Linked DNA regions of Homo sapiens: region 2 is linked to region 1. A link is a loop called in an ENCODE intact Hi-C map of the cell type or tissue named here. Cell type or tissue: MCF 10A. All regions are shown on one strand.

Region 1 (5,000 bases):
AGAAAACTGCAAAACAGGAGTAGAGTTACGGACTCTCAGAAAGAAAACTCTTTGGGCTGGGCGCTGTGGCTCACGCCTGTAATCCCAGCACTTTGGGAGGCCCAGGCGGACAGATCACGAGGTCAGGAGATCGAGACCATCCTGGCTAATACGGTGAAACCCTTTCTCTACTAAAAATACAAAAAATTAGCCGGGCATGGTGGCACACGCCTTGTAGTCCCAGCTACTGAGGAGGCTGAGGCAGGAGAATCCCTTGAACCCAGGTGTAGATTCCAGGCTCTACAGCCTGGACAACAGAGTGAGACTCCATCTAAAAAAAAAAAAAAAAAAAAGAAAACTCTTTGGGGCTGAAAAGTAATTACTGGATTTAAAATGAGAAGATCATGCGTAACTACCGGGAGAGAGGTTTCTATGTACATTGAGCCATTTTATAAAGAGGTCTTTTATCTTTCTTCCACATTGCCCTTATACCTTGGTTCTGAGTTTCGCCTGGAGTTTAGAAGAAAGAAAAAAGGATTTTCTTTTCCAAATCCTGAACTCACTTATGCATTCAGTCATATCCCCTCACCCAAAAATCATGCTTACTCAAGTATTTCCTCCCTCTCGAACACCTTCAGTATATTTACCCCACTCTTTTTTTTTCTCTTTTTTCTTCATAATTGTACAGGGTGGTCCTATCATCACTCTTTGAACCCTGAGTTTTAAAGCTACTTATTTCTTGGTTTTCTTTGGCAAATATTTTGTAAAGCCATCTATTCAATATCTGTTTGCTGTTAGCCCTTAGTCCCAAAATTATTATTTAAAAAAATCTACAATTACTTGCTGAGACTAGAGTCTATATATTCAGCTACAGCTACTCAATTGCCAAATCATTTTTCTGTCTTTGTTTACACAATTATTTTACAAACATTTGACAATATCACACACATATTTTTTAAAAATTGCCCCTACGTGATTTTTGTGATACCATACCCACGTTTTTAAATAGCATAAAGATCTTAGGTGGTATTTCATGATAAACAGTCTACAGGCAAATGAGTTTGAGAAAACTCTGTTACTTAAAAGAAAAAAAAATGTAATACACTTCTTTATTGCTGCAATCTAAGAGCCTTTAATAAACTAACTCTACTGAGGATTTCTTTTTTCTTTTTTTTTTTAATTGAGGATTTCTAAGAGGAAGATCATTTGGTCACAAAAACTCCCCTTCTTCACCCTTTTATTCATATAACAATGAATCTCTCCACTAATTTCCACTCACTTACTTTAAAAAAAACATGTCTTGTAATACTTCCATTTTCCCTGCCTTCTAAGGATTGCTGTCTTCCGAGGTTTGAAAAAGAAAAATAGATTAATATTTCCTGAGCAACTATAAGCACTGGTAAAAAAGTATCAAAAAATTGGAATTATTATCCACTTCATAGATAAGAATATTGAGAGGTTAAGTGGTTCAACCAAGTTCACTCAAGTAGCAAGTGGAACAACTATGATTTGAGTCATGTCCCTCACATTTCAAAGTGAAGGAGCATCCTTTTCATCACACCAGTTTGCCTCTAGGTCTTAGGCCTTTACATGCCCTCTGTGCTTTCAAAAGAAAATGGCATCAACTTCAAACTTTAAACAAATGATTCTAATATATATATATATATATATTATGTTTCTAGAAATACTTATTCTTGCATATTTAAGTCCTCTCTCACTGTGTATGTGTGCTGTGTGTGCATTTTTATGTCAATTATTGATGTGAACTTTTTAATGTCAATATTATCCTATTCTCATTGGCCTAAAACCCCATTGAGTATGAAATTTCAACTCATCACTATCCTGTGCTCTGTACATAAAGTTAGCTGTTAAGTCCCATTGTTTTATTTCCCAAAATGCCTTTTATGTAGACTCCTTCTAATCCATTCCTGAAGTCATTCTTCTGTTATAGGCTCTCAAAACCCTTCCTGGCATAATTACAAAGTCTTCAAAAACCCCCTGCTTTCCCATTTTCAGTTCCTACTTCTCATATCCTGCTAAGTGGCAGGTTACTTTATGTACTTGCTAAGTTTCATAGACTCTAGTAGGTTTTAAATTCTCACTCCCCATACACCTCAGCTAAAAGAGTGATTTGTTTTTTATTGTTTTTCTCACCATGTAAATTTTTCATGACATGGTTGGCATAAAGAAGCATTGTTTCACAACTTTTGTATTTGTTTGCATTCCAAGTAGCGGTGAGGCTGAGTTTTGACTCTCCTCTGTTAGTTTTTAGAGCCTCTAGAGCAAGGGCGTCTCCTTGTTCTTTCACTGCTGCCTGGAAAGAGTGTTAGTCCTTCTGTTCTCTTTAGAAATGAAAACAAAAAAAGTACAAACATTACATGTTTCTGATGCAATCCTGAGATGGCACCTGACATAAACAGACGTGAATACCCTGACCTTAGGAATCTAAGTGTTAAGGGAAGCCAGGGAATTCACGTCTATTTGAAGAGATAGAATTTTAGTCATGAACAAGAGACATATAATCTTATTACATTTACACAGTTTGCAGTAGACTTTGAAATTCATATTAGCATTCCTGAAGGGAAGATAGTTCTGTGACTGAGAACCGTGTAGCTAGAAGAGAAATTTCTTACTACCAGTTTTACAAATGACTGCATTCACCAATTTAAAAAAAATTACCCCCACCCACCCATCTTCACATCCAACATCAATTTTATCAATGAAATATCTACTGGGATGTGGGTGCAGTGGAGGTACAAGAAAGGGTTACTCTGTTCTTTTTATCATAGCTTATTATGTTAAAAATGGGAGGCTGGCACAGGACAGCATCTCTGAATCTGCAGTTAGTTCATACTGTGTTACTAAAGCATCACTGCCTTAGGTTGCTCATCTCTTTTAATATTTATTTTTAATTTATCATCAATTTAAAAAAGTGTGCACATTCTACCTGAAGCAACCATAAAAGCCACAAATATAATCCTACCCCAAAACATGCAAAGAAAATGAAAAATACCTCACAGAATCATTATTCACGTAGATTAAAATGCAATCTTTGTTCTGAATCCAACGCTTTACTCTCAAAACCAATGCCTCTGGTGTTATAAAACACATCCTTTTGTTATAATCTGAAGATATTTTAATTTAGAAAGTTGCCCTACATGGTCTAATTTCTACATTTTAACCTGATCTTCCTTTCTTTTTACCACTTAAAAATCATAATATTTAGGAGAGATTTTTTTAAGTTCCTTAAAATATTTATAATCCATCATTTGGTATCAAGTGCTAATTAATTAGATAAATCAATAAAGCATATTATGTCCTCCAATATTTTACTCTGGTGTTCATGGCAGAATTCTCCCCAAAAATAATAAATAATACAAAAATATTGGGGTATAATCATTTTTTTCTATGCTGTGAACACAGTTACTAAAAACTATCTCACAAAAGTTATTAAAAATAGCGTGGTTAAATAAGTATTTGCCTGTTGCCTATATCAGCAACCTTGATATGTTGATTTGGACAGAGAGTTCATGTCCTCTCGTCTTCAAGTCCATGAGAAAACACTGCCAAATGGCTTTGCCCTCTTAGAATACAGTTACATTTATGGAAGGGGCACCTGGGCTAGGCTACAGTTGCTCTGCATCCCCTACTGGAAATGCCCATAGCTCGTGGATAAGGTAGCTCATTTTTGTCCAAACCTCGAAGTAAATAGAAGAAACTACTCTACTTTCTTTCCCAGAAAACCTTTCTCCTCCTCCTCCTCCCATACCCAAAATAAAAATGGCTGTGACTATCTCTGTTTTTTTGCTATTGTTCAGTCATAGTTCAAACCTATATATGTGCTTTGCTTTCTGAATGAACTGAAATGACTTTTTGCTTCTGATGTAGGTAGATGGCTACGGCAGAAAATAAAACTGCAGCTCAAACGTTAAGTGACTATGGTGTCTTCCATTCGGAGAATGAAAGTCCAATGTTCCAGAGGTATCCTTTGTCTCCTAAAATACAAGGATACCTGGCATCAGAAAGAAGAACACAACGTGCTGATTGGCTGTCTTGACATTTGATAGACTATAATGACATCTTTATTTTAGAGTGTGTGTTTTTGCTATATTTCTATGTGTTTTCCAGACGAAAGTTGGATGATGAGCTGCTGATGGGTAATATCTTTAACCTTCTCTCCATGAAGATAACATAGCTGAGGAGAACACTTTCAATCAGAAAATTAGACTACTCAGATCTACAATACAAATAGTTTTCTCTGAATCCAACTCAGGCAATCAACTTACTTGCCTTTGTTTTATATAAATATATACTTTATGTAATATATAACGTTGGAAAATGATATAAATCTTTTTTTTTTTTTTTTAGACAGAGTCTCTCTCACCAGGCTGGTGTGAAATGGCGAGATCTCGGCTCACTGCAACTTCCACCTCCCGGGTTCAAGTGATTCTTCTGCCTCAGCCTCCCGAGTAGTTGGGATTACCGGCACCCACCACCGTGCCCGGCTAATTTTTGTATTTTTAGTAGAGATGGGGTTTCACCATGTTGGTCAGGCTGGTCTCGAACTCCTGACCTCAGGTGATCCGCCCACCTCAACCTCCCAAAGTGCTGGGATTACAGGTGTGAGCCACTGCGCCCAGCCATAAATCAATTCTTAATGATTCGATCACATATTACAAGCCTTAGTGAAAGACTAGATTATGAAATGTTGTGTTAAATAAAGCATATCAGGCAAAAATGGTAAATACATGCAAATATATGTTTCCAGTGAATTTTCATTTTTAAATACCAGGTATTATTGCTGTATAATTAAGACTTTAGATCTCCATTATTTAACTTGTTCCGATTTCTAATTCCATCTTTTCTAAAAAAAAAAAAAAAAGAGCTCCTGAAGGAAGCACTAAACATGGAAAGCAACAACTGGTACCAGCTACACTGCAAAAACATGCCAAATTGTAAAGACCATGAAGGCTAGGAAGAAACTGCATCAACTAATGAGCCAAATAACCAGCTAACATCAT
Region 2 (5,000 bases), 110 kb after region 1:
CTTCTCAAAGAATCCTTAGTTAAGTATATTTAATGAACTCTGATGTAATAAAGACCACTTTGGTGTATCGAATTTTGCTTGTTTTTTACTAAACTTACTCATCTCAATATGGTGTTATTAGCAGCTCCACTATCACCCTCCTCTAGGAATATCTCTACGATGAAGGAGTGAAAAGCTGTTTATCCCTAAAGAGCTGTCTCCTATCTTCTTTGTGATTTCACATATCTCCTTTTTCAGAAACTCTACTTCTCTCTCCTTCCAATCCATTCTGATGAATAAATTCTATGCTGCTTAGCTGTCTGAATGTGATCAAGATTAGAATTACAGTTGCAGGGAAAACCAGATAAGTATGTACTATATATCTAACTTAAACTCACTTTGTGCCAGAGGGAAATGTGTGTGGGCTTTATGTTTTCGTTGTACAGGTGATCTCTCTTGCTCTTAGCTCACACTAAGGAAAGAAAAGGCAACATGCTTAGTGTATGGTTAGGAATAGGTTTCATGAGTCTAGCCCACTGAGTTGGCACAATTGCCTCTAATGCTGCATTGAGAATAAATCTCAGGCCAAGTTGGACTTTACCAAAAAATAACATCTTAACTATTGAAAGTTATTGCATAGTCTGGTACAGGGCAGGGTCAATGTAGTTGGTACATGTGACATGCATTTACCAAGATTCATAAAGCAGAATAAGCACTGGTTTGGAGTCCTGCAACTGAAGTTCAAACTTCTGGTATCAGAAATTACTAGTTTAGTGACTTTAAACTATCAACATCTCTGCCTACAATTTTCTCATCAGTAAATTTGGAATAAAAAATAACAATAGTTCCCAATTGGCCTATTGTGTGAATCAATTGAAATAACTCTTTCAAATTCTATAAACATTGAGTGTACCTTAATATACCAGATACTCTGGTATCATGCCAAGAATAAAATGATAAATGAGTCAAGGTATGTGCCCTTGAGAAGCTGAGTCAAATGGCAGAAACAGAGAAATAAACATAATTTTAATATAATACAGTAAAGGCATTGATAACTGAATCACAAACTGTTATGATAACACAAACGATGAGCAGTCTATCAGTTATAATGATTTCTGCAGCAACTGTTAAATACTCTGATAGAAACTGGCTTTAACAGTAAGGAAATATATTGTCTCACATAACAGCCAGTGCTCACACTGTTGATTCAGTGGCTCAACAGTATCTTCCAGGACCCATAGTATCTTTCCATCTCTGACCTACTGTACACAGTAATGCCTTTATCCTGAAGCTACATATCCTGTTATAATAAGATGGATCACAGCAGCAATTAAAACAACACCCTTCCTTGTTCAAGTCCCTCTTCTCATATCTTGTTGACCTAAATAAATTTAACGTTACCCATTTCTGAACCAATAACCTATAAAGGAAATAAAATTACCATTAATGGCTGTGACAAATAATCTTGCACAGGTGATAAACATAATATTCACTTGAGATTCTAGACCAGCATAAAATAGTTGGAGTGAGAGTGAAGAAAATGTTTCTTGAAGGACACCAATTCAAGTTTTTAAAGGATAAATAAGAATTAGCCAAAGAAGAAGAGGAGGATAAGCATCTCAGGCAGGGGAACAACATGACTCTTACTGTGGAAGCAAATTACCATCAAGGTAACAGAGGTAAAGGAGCACTGATTATGAGCTATGGAATTTCAGAGCACAAAAGGTTACACACTATGAATTCCTGACTCATGAATCAGTTAAAGTATATGTATACATTAATTTAGTAATTCAAAAAATATTTGATTATAAGATTAAGTAAAAAAAATTATTGATTTTGCATGGGGTAGAAGGGCCTTTCTAGGAAGGCTTTTTTTTTTTCCCCACTATATTTCCTGAACACATTTGAACAGGTACAGAATGTGTAAACCTCTGATTACTTTTCCTTTTCTAGTCATACTGGCCATACCACCAGTATAAATTACTCTGTCATAATGGAGAAGTGTTTTATCCATGTTCATTACTTTTTTTGTGTCTACATAGAGGGAAAACTGGTAAATGTGTCAAGAGTAATGAGCCAATGGTCATATGAAACAGCAAAATACCACTTTAAAATACATTTCAGAAAGTGAAAACAAAACTGTGTCCCTGTGACTAATGCTATAACTAATCCCTGTTATTCGCATTACAGTGGAATACAATAGGGAATAGAAAAACTTAGGACATGTCTGGGGGGAAGATGAAAAGGATAGCAAGGGTGACAATCTCACATTAATTCTCACTGAAAGGTTGGGTTGACCATTTAATCACATGAGCTACATTTTGAAATATCAGTACAATCTATGACTCATTTTGCTTCTTGAATCATATAGAATGGGAACAGAAAGTCGATTGCCTAAGAAGAATTTCAGAAGAGATAGAAAAAGGAGACAGCACTCCTATGAGAGACACAGGCACAACTCAGGAAGCAATTTGCTCTAAGCTATTTCTAAATATTAAAGTCTGGAAAAAACAGATTACATTTAGTCTGATTGTGAAACACTGGTGGAGTAGTGATGGGAACAGTCATTTATTTAGGCCCCTTTCTAAAGGAGAAAAAAGACAAAAGCTATCTTGCAATGTCTACGTATGCAGCAGGGTGGAAATTGGAAGTAATTCAAAATACAATGCCTGTTTATAGAGACAACATACAGTAAATATATTTAAACCTGCATTGCAGTTCCTCTCTCTTTAGCATTTAAATTGATTCACCAGTTTACATCTACTCCCACCTTCACGTCAAATGTGGATGGGGAAACTCTGATTAGAATGAGTCTCTATTTTTCTCTTTTGGAGTCCCTCATTGCCAAACATTATTAGAGTTTCATCTTTAATTTCACTGCAAGACAACTAAATGAAAGGGAACGAGGAACTTGGCTACAAAAACTTTCTAATTTAATCTCCCTTGCAGTCTGATTCCTGTAGCGTGAACAGCACAGCCTGATCTTATTGACACTTCCAACTGCAATGTCAGGTTCATTTCAAAATTTAATACAATGTATTTGTCATCACCACATTTCCTTAGGTAAGGACACTGACACCAAACTGCTACCAGTTGGTGGTCTGCAAAAGACAGCCTGCTGAAATGAAAATTCTCTCCTCTAAACCTAAATAACTCATCTCACATATTGCGTGTCTTCTGTTCCTGCAAGAGAACACTATTGCTTTCCACTATTTGATCATTTAGTAATTCATAGGTAACAATAAAGAAGCAAAAAAAAAAAAAATTTACTCACTGCTTGCTTCTGGAATATTTCAAGAATTTCAAGAATAACTTCTGCAGCAGGAAACAAGAAACAAGATTAGGACCAATACTACTACTTTTTTTTTTTTTTTTTTTTTTTGAGACGGAGTTTAGCTTTGTCACCAGGCTGGAGTACAGTGGCGCAATCTTGGCTCACTGCAACCTCCGCCTCCCAGGTTCAAGCGATTCTCCTGTCTCAGCCTCCCGAATAGCTGGGATTACAGGCATGTGCCGCCATGCCCAGCTAATTTCTGTATTTTTAGTAGAGATGGGGTTTCACCATATTGTCCAGGATGGTCTCAATCTCCTGACCTCAAGTGATCCGCCCACCTTGACCTCCCAAAGTGCTGGAATTACAGGTGTGAGCCACTGTGCCTGGACCAATACTATTCTTGATTCTAACTAAGTGTAAGACATGCCTTGTAAGACATGCTGTAGCCTACTTCTCTGTTATATGCTAACATTATGAAGCTGCCCATTGTCCTTCTTTGGCTTACAACTGTGTTTTTCAAAGTCTGGTCCCTGGATCAACACCAGCATCACCTGGGAACTTGCCAGAAATACAAGTTCTTGAGCCCTATTCTAGCCCTACTGAATCAGAAACTCTGGGGTAGGGGCTGGAAACATGTGTTTTTACAAGCCCACCAGGTGATTCTGATGCCTACTAGTTTTAGAACCACTGATCTAGAAGAAACAAGATAAGAGCACCATGTCTCTCCAACATTTCAGACCCAATTTTCCTATACAAGTAATTACCTTAACACCCAGTAGAGGTCTGTTTGTCTTTTTCTTTTTCAGAACTATTCCAATACAATCTGGAATCAACTAAAAAATGAAAATAAGAGTAACCTAGTCCCCCTCCAGAGTCACACATGACTCAATAGTTGAAAAACAAGACTCAAGATGATGATGTATGTTACCCAGATGGCCTAACTGGAAAATAAATGGAATTCAATAATATGTTTTATGTTTTCATAGGGAAAACAGAAGCAGTATATTGAAGCCCTTTGAATAATGGCAAATAATGAATAAAGACTGAGGGTTGTTCAAAATATTGAATGATCTCTCATGAGATAGTATATCATTTCTGCTTTGAAAGGTAATTCTTTAAAAACTATCATCAACATGGTATGATTTGAATTGGATTTTGTATCTCCTATAGGAATGGATTGACTAAATATCTTTCCAAGTATCTTTGTCTTAGTTTGAGCTGTGTCATAATGAAACTCTGTGACAAAGATTCCCGGACAAGTACTTATTGGGAAGCCATGCCAGGGAGCCAGTCACAAAGTGGGGAAGTGAGGCAGGAAAGGGAGGAGCCTGGTAAAGAGTAGGTAATCAATAAGGAAACAGCTTCAAACATACACCTCCAGGCTATTTCAACTGAGAAGAAAGAAGCTGGGTGTGTATCACCAACTCTCAATCAATAGTTGAAGACTGCTCCCTGGGGTTGCCAATTCCCTAGCAAGACTGCAGTGAACAGAGACAATTCTTAGGCAAAGAGATGTAGGTGATATCAGCTGGAATTTCAGGCTGACACCCACAAAAATGGGAAATGGCCAAGGGGATCTGGGCAGGAAACAAAGGTGTGTGCTACAACCCATTACTTCTGACTATTCCAAAGGGCCATTTCTCTGAATCTGCATTGCTAATACAAATGCATGTCCATGTTTATTCTCCCATTCTTCGATTCTTCCAAACAGGTGGCAAGATGTTGGCAAGATAAGATTCTCGTCCCT

Evidence for each region. Hi-C counts contacts between places; a loop is a spot of excess contacts. Peaks named below come from ENCODE experiments on the same cell type or tissue, not always from the same donor. Only the 100,000 strongest peaks of a DNase experiment are listed, where the experiment ranks them.
Region 2: it touches region 1 in a loop (6-fold over the local background); 3 of 110 quality-filtered maps call a loop at or near these places.

What each region holds. Positions count from the first base shown.
Region 1 is chr2:137,285,443-137,290,442 of GRCh38, reverse strand. All of the region lies in intron 12 of THSD7B (thrombospondin type 1 domain containing 7B), which reads right to left. Among named protein-coding and RNA genes, the nearest start is that of THSD7B, 520 kb to the right of the region's middle. In MCF 10A, no CTCF peak of the experiment used is centred here; a DNase peak (open chromatin) is centred at 2,312.
Region 2 is chr2:137,176,431-137,181,430 of GRCh38, reverse strand. All of the region lies in intron 7 of THSD7B (thrombospondin type 1 domain containing 7B), which reads right to left. Among named protein-coding and RNA genes, the nearest start is that of THSD7B, 410 kb to the right of the region's middle. In MCF 10A, no CTCF peak of the experiment used is centred here; a DNase peak (open chromatin) is centred at 2,400.